Linked DNA regions of Homo sapiens: region 2 is linked to region 1. A link is a loop called in an ENCODE intact Hi-C map of the cell type or tissue named here. Cell type or tissue: dorsolateral prefrontal cortex. All regions are shown on one strand. Links, peaks and the distances in the headings refer to the core of each region. The heading gives the core; the rest is flanking DNA. Region 1 overlaps GAB2 (GRB2 associated binding protein 2). Region 2 overlaps GAB2 (GRB2 associated binding protein 2).

Region 1 (5,375 bases), core at 84-5,083:
CTCGGGAAACCTGCCTCAGTAGATGTCATAGTTGGCTCAAGCTAGAAACCTGTAAGTCATTCTTCACTCTGTTTCAACCCCCACATTCCAGCAGTGACTAAGAAATTGATCAGTTAAATATCTCTTTTGCATTACCTTCTCTCTCTCTCCATTGCCCACCACAGTTTAAGCCATAATTTCTTACTGGGACTATAATATCTCCCAGTTGAGACTGGGCACAGTGGCTCATGCCTGTAACCCCAGCACTTTGGGAGGCCATGGCAGGTGGATCACTTGAGCCCAGGAGTTTGAGATAGATCAGCCTGGGCAACATGACAAAACTCCATCTCTACCAAAAAAAAAAAAAAAAAAAAAGGCAAAAATTATCCAGGTGTGGTCATGCACACCTGTAATCATAGCTACTTGGGAGGCTGCAGTGAGCTGTCATAGCACCACTGCACTTCAGCCTGGGCAACAGAGTGAGACCTTGTCTCAAAAAAGAAAAAAATCTCCCAGTTAGTATACCTGATGCTAGGCTTGCTCTTCTCAAGCTTTTCACACAGCAGCCAGAGTGATCTTTCTAGAACATAAATCCAGCCATAGCACTCCTCTTTTCTGTTGTCCTTAGGATGATGTCCAAATTCCTTATCTTCTTCCCACATTGAACAAGGATAAGACCCTCTTCCTTGCTATTAATTCTCATGGTGCACCATATTTTCCTTGATCATAATATTGATCATGCTTTATCATAATTACCTGTTTCTTAGCTGGGCATGATGGTACATCCCTGTAGTCCCACCTACTGGGAGGCTGAGGCAAGAAGATTGCTTGAGCCAAAGAGCTCAAATCCTGCCTGGGAAACATAGTGAGACCCCTGTCTCTAGAAAAAAAGAAAATAAAATTGTTTTTCAAAATTATCTGTTTCTTCTCACCTGGGCGCAGTGGCTCATGCCTGTAATCCCCGCACTTTGAGAGGCCAAGCAGGGGCAGATCGAGGCCAGGAGTTCCAGACCAGCCTGGCCAACATGGCGAAACCCCATCTCCACAAAAATGCAAAAGTTAGCCAGTGTGGTGGTGTGTACCTGTAATCCCAGCTACTCAGGAGGCTGAGGCAGGAGAATTGCTTGAACCCAGGAGGCAGAGGTTGCAGTGAGCCGAGATCACACCGGTGCACTCCAGCACTCCACCCTGGGTGACAGAGCAAGACTCGGTCTCAAAAAAAAAAAAAAGTCTGTTTCTTTATATCTCTGCCAGATACTCAGCTCTGAGATCATGGACCATGTCTGTTTTGTTTACTGCTGTATCCTCAGCCCGTGGCACAGTGCCTGGTTTACAGTAGAATAATAAATGTGTAAGTTAATTTTTTATTTTAAGTGCACTTTAATAATTTTATATCTCATAAAAATGAAAAGGCCTCAAATGTGGCTCTCTGCTAAGTATGATTAGTCATATAGTAAATTATTTTTATAGCAGATCTTGTTTAGGTTGTGAACATGGGTGAGAAATTCCAGTTTCTGTCATTATGTCTGGTTCTATCAAGAGCCATAGAGATGAATGTTACCAAGCCTAAGGGTAAGTTAGAGAGGAAAACATGGGAGAAAACTGTAAAGAACAGAAACTCTACCACTTTTTTCCCCAACTAGTACTGCAATATATATCTTCATACATACATCTTTTTCTTTCCTTTGAATTATTACCTTAAAGTCAGATGCCAGAAATGAGAATTATTGGGCACAAAGGGATGAACATTTTTAAGGCATTTGAAATACTGCCAGATTATTTTCCAAACACATAATACTAACAAATAGTTCAGAGCAACATGCAAGGGTGTCTGTTTTATCACACTACAGGGAATTGTCATGAAAATCTTTTAGCTGGTTTAATGGAGGAAAAAATGGAGGAAAAAAAATTCATTTTTAGTTAAGGTTTGGTGTTTTTCATCTGATTATTTATGCAGCTCCTTCTGAGGGTGCATCCAAACGCTCACAGCCTTGTTTCAGAGGCTGAGAGGCCTGCAACCTCAGCGGCCTCTGGGGCACAGCACCTCTGTTGTGCAGCAGCAGGGAGGGGCAGTGATGGAGGGAAAACATAACACAGACCACACCATTGTTAGGGGATGAGGTTGCTGGGATAATGCTGTGAGAAGGGATGAAAAGAACGATTCTCCATTCTTGATTGTTGTGATTTCCAGGGATGAGCCAACAGCTCCAGTGCGGGAAGGGATGGGTCTTTACTGCATCCAGATGCTCCTTTTTCCAGTGCTGCCTCCGATTATTTCTGGTGAGAAGGGGTGGTGGATAACATAGCAGCTGAAACAGATTAACTTTTATGCCAGTTTCCTCCCTTTAAGTGATTGCCCTGGACCTGGGGACATTCAGAATTCGTCAGAAACCGTTTAGAAATAAGAATGTGGTTCAAGGTCCCTGGTGTGCAAGAGCCAACCTTCTGGAGTTTGCGTACCATTCCTGCCTTTATCTGTGGGAGCTGCTTGAGGCAAAGGGATCTTTCTTTCCTCTCCTTCCCTACTGCCACTGCCGTTGTTCAGGCCCTTATCCTGTTTTGTCTGGGCTTCCTGTTTCCCTTAATCTATCCTCATCTATGCTGTTGCCAAAGTGATATTTCTACTATGCACACTGGATCCTATCCCTCTCCAGTTAAAACTGTCAGTGGTCCGCCACTGCCTTCAGGATGAAAGTCAAGCTCCTTTTCACAGCTTTTTTTTTTTTTTTTTGGCATTTAACAATCAGATCCCAAAATGTCTTTCCTGACTGGCTCCCACCGCTTCTCTGGACTGTTCCAGGACCCTGACTAGTGCATGCACTCTGTAAGGTGCTTGTGCTGGTCCCTCCTCCTGATAGCCCTTCTGCCTCTGTTCCACCAGATTCACTCCTGATCCCTCATCTCCCTCCTCAAAAAGAAGTCTCCCTCAATTATCAACTCTCTGATGGATTTTCCCTGGTAGGTAATCAGTTCTGTTCCTGTAACCCTCTAGTAGCAACTATATACAAGATTGTGATTTCTATTATTATTTTCCCCTAAATCAGGAATTATCTTCCTTTTGTATATTCATATTTGTGGATCCCCAGCCCTTAGTACAATATTTGACACATAATAAATGCTCCAGAATATCTTTTTCTTCCTTCCTGCCAGGTTGTTTGTAAGTTCTTTTACCTTCAATGTGTTCTTAGTTTTAGAGTTAAAAGGAAATGTAATGTAGTTTAATCTTCTTCTTCTTTTTCTTGTTTTTTAATGGTTGACAAAACCAAAGCCCAGAAAAGAAAAGAATTCACCCTGGGATGATCAGCCAGATATAATGGCAGGGCTGTTTAGGGCTGATCTCCTTAGGTAACTTAAAAAGAACCTTGAAACAAAAGATTGCATCAGGAGGAAAGGAAGGAGCAAAGATTCGTTGCCAAGTTCTTTGCTGAATGCTTAATATATGTTACTTTTTAAAAAAATTATTTCTTCTTTTGATTGTGATAAAATACACATAACATAAAGTTTACCATCATAATCATCTTTTTTTTTTTTTTTTTTTTTTTGAGACGGAGTCTCGCACTGTTGCCAGGCTGGAGTGCAGTGGCGCCATCTCAGCTCACTGCAACCTCCGCCTCCCAGGTTCAAGCGATTATCCCGATTCAGCCTCCCGAGTGGCTGGGACTACAGCTGCCCGCCACCACACCCAGCTAATTTTTGTATTTTTAGTAGAGATGGGGTATCACCATGTTGGCCAGAATGGTCTCAATCTCTTAACTTACGATCTGTCCACCTTGGCTCCCAAAGTGCTGGGATTACAGGCGTGAGCCACTGTGCCCGGCCCATCGTAATCACTTTTAAGTGTATAGTTCAGTGACATTAAATGCATTCATATTGCTGTGCAGCCATTACCACCATCCATCTCCAAAACTCCTTTCAGCTTCCCAAACTGAAACTATACCCATTAGACATTGATGCCCTATTCCTCCGGTGGCCTAATAACCACTGTTGTATTTTTTGTCTCTCTGAATCTGGCTACTCTAGGCTTGCCATGTAACTTTGTCATATAAGTGGAATCACATGGTATTTTCTAACTGCTTATTTCACTTAGCTTAATGCCCTTAAGGTTCATCCCTGCTGTAGCATGTGTCAGAATTTCCTTCCTTTTTAAGGCTGAATAGTATTCCATTGTATGCATGTACTGTGTTTTATATCTCCATTCATCCACCAGTGACATGTGGGTAGCTTCCACCTTTTGGCTCTTCTGACTAATGCTGCAATGAACATAGGTGTAAAAATATTCCGTTTGTGTTCCTGCTTTCAGTTTTTTGGGGTCTGTATCCAAAAGTAGAATTACTGGATCATATGGTAATTCTATTTTCAATTTTTTGAGGAATTGCCTTACTCTCTTCTATAGCAGCTGCACTATTTTATATCCCCACCAACATTGCACAAGGGTTCCAGTTTCTCCATATTCTCACCAACACTTATTTCTATTTTTTAAAGTAGCCATATTAATAGGTGCAAGGTAGTATTTCATTGTTTTGATTTGCATTTCCCCAATGATTAGTGACATGAGCATCTTTTCATGTGCTTCTTGGTCATTTTGTATCCCTTCTTTGGAGAGATGTCTATTCAAGTCCTTTGTCAATTTTTAGTTAAGTTGTTTGTTTTTGTTGTTATTGTAGTTCTTTATATATTCTAGTTATTAACCCCTTATAATCCTGTACTAGTCAGTGTTCTCCAGAGGGACAGAACTAATAATATGTATATATGAAAGGGAGTTTATACATATTTCATAATATGTATATTATGAAAGTAAAGAATTGGCTCACACAGTTATAATGCAAAGTCCCACAATAGGCCATCTGGAAGCTGGGGAAGAGAGAAGCCGGTAGTGGCTCAGTTTGGGTCTGAAAGCCTCAAAACCAGGGAAAACAACAGTGCAGCCTTTAAGTCAGTCCCAAAGGCAGGACACCCACCCCCTGGCCCCCCGTGCAAGTCCCAGTGTCAGGCCAAAGAACCTGAAGTCTGATGTCCAAGGGCAGGAGGAGCGGGAGGAAGCATCCAATATGGCAGGGGGAGGGGGAGTGGGGAGAAGGAAGCCAGAAGCCTCAGCAAGCAAGCTTATTCCACCTTCTTCCGCTTGCTTTCTTCTGGCCATGCTGACAGGCAGTAGGATGGTGCCCAACCATATTAAGGGTGACTCTTCCTTTCTCAGTACACTGACTCAAATGTCAACCTCCTCTGGCAGCACCTTCACAGATAAACCCAGAAACAGTACTTCGCCAGCCATCTAGGCATCCTTCAATCCAATCAAGTTGACACCTAATATTAACCATCACAAATCCTTTACCAGATATATGATTTGCAAATATTTTCTTCCATTCAGTGGATTGTCTTTTCACTTGGTTGATTGT
Region 2 (5,375 bases), core at 284-5,283, 76 kb after region 1:
AGGATACCATTCTAGTCTTCTGACCTTCATTGTTTCTGATGAGAGATCAGCAGTTATTTTAATTTTTATTATTCTATATGTATTTTCCTTCCTCTGAATGATTTTTTCTTTTCAAAAATTGTAGTAAATACATAGCATAAATATATCATCTTAACCATTTTTAAGTGCACAGTTCAGTAAAGTACATTCATATTGTTATATAATCAATCTCCAGAAATCTTTTCATCTTACCAAACTGAAATTCTAACCATTCAACAACTCCCCATTTCCCCTTCCCTCAGGCCCTGAAAACCACCATTCTACTTTCTGTCTGTGTGAGTCTGACTTCTCTAGATGCCTCATATACATGGACTCATACTACATTTTCTTTATCCATTTATCTGTTGATGACCACTTAGGTTGATTCCATTATCTTGGCTATCGTGACTAATGATGCAATAAACATAGGGGTGCAAATAGCTCTTTAACATACTGATTTCCTTTCCTTCAGATATATACCCAGTAATGGGATTGCTGGATCATAAGGTAGTTCTATTGTTAGTTTTTTGAGGAACTTTCATACTGTTTTCCATAACGACTGTACTAATTTACATTCCCACCAACAGTGTGTAAGAGTTCCCTTTTCTCCACATCCTCACTGGCATCTGTTATTTTTCTTCTGGAAAATAGCCATCCCAACTGGGGTGAGATAATATCTCATTGTGGTTTTGATTTGCATTTCCCTGCTGATTAGTGAGACGGCAAGCTTTTTTTTTTTTTTTTTTTTTTTACTATGAATGTTGGCTGTTTTTCTGTCTTCGTTTGAAAGATAACTATTTTCAGCTAATTTGCCTCAACTCCATTATTTGTTTTTTTTTGCTGTTGAGTTGTTTGAGTTCCTTGTATATGCTGGATATCAACCTTCCATCAGATGAATAGCTTGCAGAATGGCTTTCTCCCATTCAGTAGGTTGTCTCTTTACTCTGTTGATTGTTTCCCTTTGCTGTGCAGAAGATTTTTAGTTTAATATAGTCCCATTTGTCTTTTTTTTTTCTTTCTTTTGAGACAGAATCTCCCTCTGTCGTACAGGCTGGAGTGCAATGGTGCGATCTTGGCTCACTGCAACTTCTGCCTCCCAGGGTCAAATGACTCTCCTGGCTTAGCCTTTTGAGCAGCTGGAACCACAGTCATGTACCACCATGCCTGGCCAATTTTTCTATTTTTAATAGAGACAGGATTTTACCACATTAGCCAGGCTGGTCTTGAACTCCTGACCTCAAGGAATCTGCCCATCTTGAATCTGCCCATCTTGGCCTCCTAAAGTGCTGGGATTACAGATGTGAGCCAGCACACCCAGCCATTTGTCTATTTTTTGTTTTTGATGGTGCTTCTGAGGTCTTAGCTGGGCCCTTTTTTGTTTTTGCTTTTGATGGGAGACTTTTTTTTGCAAATTCCATCTCATTACTCATAATTAGTCTGTTCAGATTTTCTATTTCTTTTGGGTTCAATCTTGGTAAGTTGTGTTTGTCCAGGAATTTATCCATTTCTGTTAGGATTTCTAATTTGTTGGTGTATAGTTCATAATCATCTTTTTTCTTTTTTCTTTTTCTGAGACAGAGTCTTGCTCTGTCCTCCAGGCTGGAGTGCAGTGGCGCGATCTCAGCTCACTACAACCTCCGCCTCCCGGGTTCAAGTGATTCTCCTGCCTCAGCCTCCCAAGTAGCTGGGACTACAGGCACGTGCCACTGTGCCCAGCTAATTTTTTTTTTGTATTTTTAGTAGAGACAGGGTTTCACCATGTGAGCCAGGATGGTCTCGATCCCCTGACCTCGTGATCTGCCCGCCTCGGCCTCCCAAAGTGCTGGGATTACAGGCATGAGCCACTGCACCTGGTCCATAATCATCTTTAATGATCCTTTTTGCATTTCTATGCTGTCAGTTACAATGTCTCCTTTTTCTTTTTTATTTTATTCCTTTATCTATTTTGAGACGGAGTCTCGCTGTGTCACCCAGGCTGGTGTGCAGCTGCGCGATTTTGGCTCACTGCAACCTCCACCTCCTGGGTTCAAGTGATTCTCATGCCTCAGCCTCCCGGGTAGCTGGGACTACAGGCGCCCACCACCACTCCTGGCTAATTTTTCTATTTTTAGTAGAGACAAAGTTTTGCCATGTTGGCCAGGTTGGTCTCTAACTCCTGACCTCAAGCAGTCCACTTGCCTCTGCCTCCCAAAGTGCTGAGATTACAGGCATGAGCCACCATGCCCAGCCTTTTTTTTTCTTTTTTTTTTTCTAGACAGAGTCTCACTCTGTCGCCCATACTGGAGAGTACGGTGGTGTGATCTCAGCTTACTGCAACCTCCGCCTCCCAGGTTCCAGCGATTTTCATGCCTTAGCCACCCGAGTAGCTGGGATTACAGGCGTGTGCCACCATGCCCACTAATATTTGTATTTTTAGTAGAGACGGAGTTTCACCATGTTGGCCAGGCTGGTCTCGAACTCCTGATCTCAAGTGATCTGTCCGCCTCAGCCTCCCAAAGTGCTGGGATTACAGGCATGAGCCACCACACCCAGACTGATTTTGTATTTATTTGGATCTTTTCCCGTTTTTTCTTGGTCAGTCTTGCTACTGGTTTGATTTTGTTTATTCTTTGAAAAAATTAACTTCATTTTGTTGATCAGTTTTATTTTGTCTCAATTTTATTTCTGCTCTGATCTTTTTTTTCCCCTTTTACTAATTTTGGGTTTGGTTCTTGTTTTTCTGCTTCCTTGAGATGCATCATTAGGATGTTTATTTGAAAATTTTCTACTTTTTTGGTATTAGCATTTATTGCCATAAACTTCTCTATTAATACTGCTTTTGCTGTATTCCATAGGCTTTGGTATGTTGTGTTTCTATTTTCATTTGTTTCCAGACATTTCTAAATTTCATTCTTTTTCTTTTTTTTTTGTTTTGAGACGGAGTCTCGCTCTGTCGCCCAGGCTGGAGTGCAGTGGCATGATCTCGGCTCACTGCAAGCTCTGCCTCCCAGGTTCACACCATTCTCCTGCCTCAACCTCCTGTGTAGCTGGGACTACAGGTGCCCGCCACCACACCCAGCTAATTTTTTGTATTTTTAGTAGAGATGGGGTTTCACCGTGTTAGCCAGGTTGGTCTCGATCTCCTGACCTCGTGATCCGCCCACCTTGGCCTCTCAAAGTGCTGGGATTACAGGCATGAGCCACCACACCCGGCTCTAAATTTCATTCTTAATTTTTTCATTGACCCATTAAATCATTCAAGAGCATGTTGTTTAATTTTCCATGTATTTGTACAATTTTGAAATTTCCTCTTGTTACTGATTTCTAGTTTTATTCCATTGTGGTTAGAAAAGATGCTTGATGTGATATCAATTCTTTTAAAATCTCTTGGCCTAACATGAGGTCTGTCCTATAGAATGTCACATGTGCTAATGAGAAGAATTATACTCTGCAGCTGTTGGATGAAGTGTTGTTAGGTCCATTTGATCTAAAGCGCAGTTTAAATCTAATTGTTTCCCTGTTGATTTTCTGTCTAGGTGATCTGTCCATGCTGAGAGTGAGGTGTTGAAGTCTCCAACTATGATTATATTAGAGTCTGTCTCTCCCTGTAGATCTTAATGGTGTTCCATAAGTCTTGCAGGTTTTCTTCACTCTTTTCATTTGTATTCCCCCTTTCCTTCTGGCTGGGTAATTTCAAACTACCTTTCTTCAAGTTCAGATATTCTTTCTTCTAATTGATCAAGTTTGCTGTTGAAGCTCTCTGTTGTGTTTTTTATTTCATTCATTGAATTCTTCAGCTGCAAGATTTCTGGGTTTTTTTTTTTCTTTCTCTTTTTTGAATTTTTTTGTTCATATTGTGAATTCTTTTTCCTAATTTCTTTGAATTGTGTGTGTTTTCTTGTACCTCATTGAGTTTTCTTAAGGTCATTATTTTGAATTCCCTTTCTGTAATTTGTTGATCTCCTTTTCACTGGGCTCTAGTTACTAGCCAGAGTTCCTTTGGTGCTTTTTTGGTGTTATATTTCCTTCCTTTTTTGTGTTTCTTGTGTCCTCATGTTAAGTGTCCATGCTTCTGGTGGAAAGATCACCTCTTCCAGACTTTCTGGAGTGGATTTCTTAGAGAAAGACTTTCACCTGCAGTTGGGTTTTAGTGTTCCAGTTGAGAAGGATGTGATGACTGTGTTTCCACTTAGGTGCAATGGTATAGTCTCCATGCAGCTTCTTTGCCTATGTTCAACATCAACAATAACTGGGAGTGCCTCAGTGGCCTAGACTATAGAAGTTTGTGCAGCAGCGGTGGTAGCATAGGTTGTTAATATCCTTAGCGTAAAGGGCTTTTTGGGTCTTTCTCTTCTCATTTTCCCCAAATGAGGAGACTCAGTCAGGGGGATCCCTCTTAGTGTCAGGTCTGGCATGGCCTACAAGTAGCTGCAGCAGTGCTGGGTTCTAGGTACTGGTGCTTGGAGCTTATGTGGCGTTGGGTTTCTAAGCTCAGAGTCTCATGAACCTATTGTGGCAGCTGGGTCTTGGGGTGCAGGTTCACTCTCCGTAGCATGGTTGGATGTGGACTGCCCTCCGGGCCAGGATCTATGATATGACTCTGTTGAACCCTCTATCAGCTCAGGTCAGGGGCCAGCTGTGATTCTACCCCTGGTAGGCAGAGCACAGCACTGGCCTCACCCTGGGCAAGAAGGGATGTTCTGGAGGTTTGGTTTCAGGGAGGAGGATACAACTAGAATTTGGGAACCTGAGTCAATAAGGCTCAATGGCAACTTGGGTCCCAGGGATTGATACACCATGTAGCAGTGACTCTACATGGTCCCTCTTTAGGCTTAGCAAATACCCGGGAATGGCAGAGTATAGCTGTGTTTTGGGCTACAGAGGGGCAGGGAACAGCAGAGCAATGACTCTACTCCCCAGGGAGAGGCGTATCTCAACAGCTCAGACTCTAGGGGGCTAGTGCAGCTCCAGGAAAGCAAGGCACTAGAGTTGTTTGGCCTGTAGGGCAGGGTGTCTCAGCTCAGACACTGCTCTTTTTCCCTGAAACACAGGGTCCTGTATCAGCTCAGCCTTGGAATGCACCCCCTCTCAGCTCAGCTAGGGCACCCATTCCCCAGGGGACAGTGTGCTACTTCAGCTCAGGCCCAGGAGGGTGTGACTGTTCTGAGTAGCCCAGGCATCCTTTCCCTGGAATGCAGGGAACCATATTATTTTAGCTACTGGGGTACCTCATTCTGGGGAGTCAGTGCACCGTTTCCTAGGATGCAGCCACTGGCTTCAGCTTAGGCACTGTGGAGGCATGACTGTTCTGAGCAGCCAAGATACTGTTTTCCTTGAAGAGAGCATACTGCTTCAGCTCTGGCCCAAGGGAGTGGGGA

The links. Hi-C counts contacts between places; a loop is a spot of excess contacts. Peaks named below come from ENCODE experiments on the same cell type or tissue, not always from the same donor. Only the 100,000 strongest peaks of a DNase experiment are listed, where the experiment ranks them.
Region 2: it touches region 1 in a loop (3-fold over the local background); 11 of 110 quality-filtered maps call a loop at or near these places.

What each region holds. Positions count from the first base shown.
Region 1 is chr11:78,315,705-78,321,079 of GRCh38, reverse strand. The region is part of intron 1 of GAB2 (GRB2 associated binding protein 2); the gene reads left to right. LOC105369402 (a long non-coding RNA gene) reads right to left here. Exons shown (of 3, transcript XR_950343.4): 3 at 601-2,256. Among named protein-coding and RNA genes, the nearest start is that of GAB2, 99 kb to the left of the region's middle. In dorsolateral prefrontal cortex, for the core only: a CTCF peak has its summit at 2,152; DNase peaks (open chromatin) are centred at 1,284 and 2,089; H3K4me3 peaks cover 2,204 bases; H3K27ac peaks cover 5,000 bases.
Region 2 is chr11:78,240,058-78,245,432 of GRCh38, reverse strand. All of the region lies in intron 3 of GAB2 (GRB2 associated binding protein 2), which reads left to right. Among named protein-coding and RNA genes, the nearest start is that of USP35, 54 kb to the right of the region's middle. In dorsolateral prefrontal cortex, for the core only: no CTCF peak of the experiment used is centred there; no DNase peak of the experiment used is centred there; H3K27ac peaks cover 1,878 bases.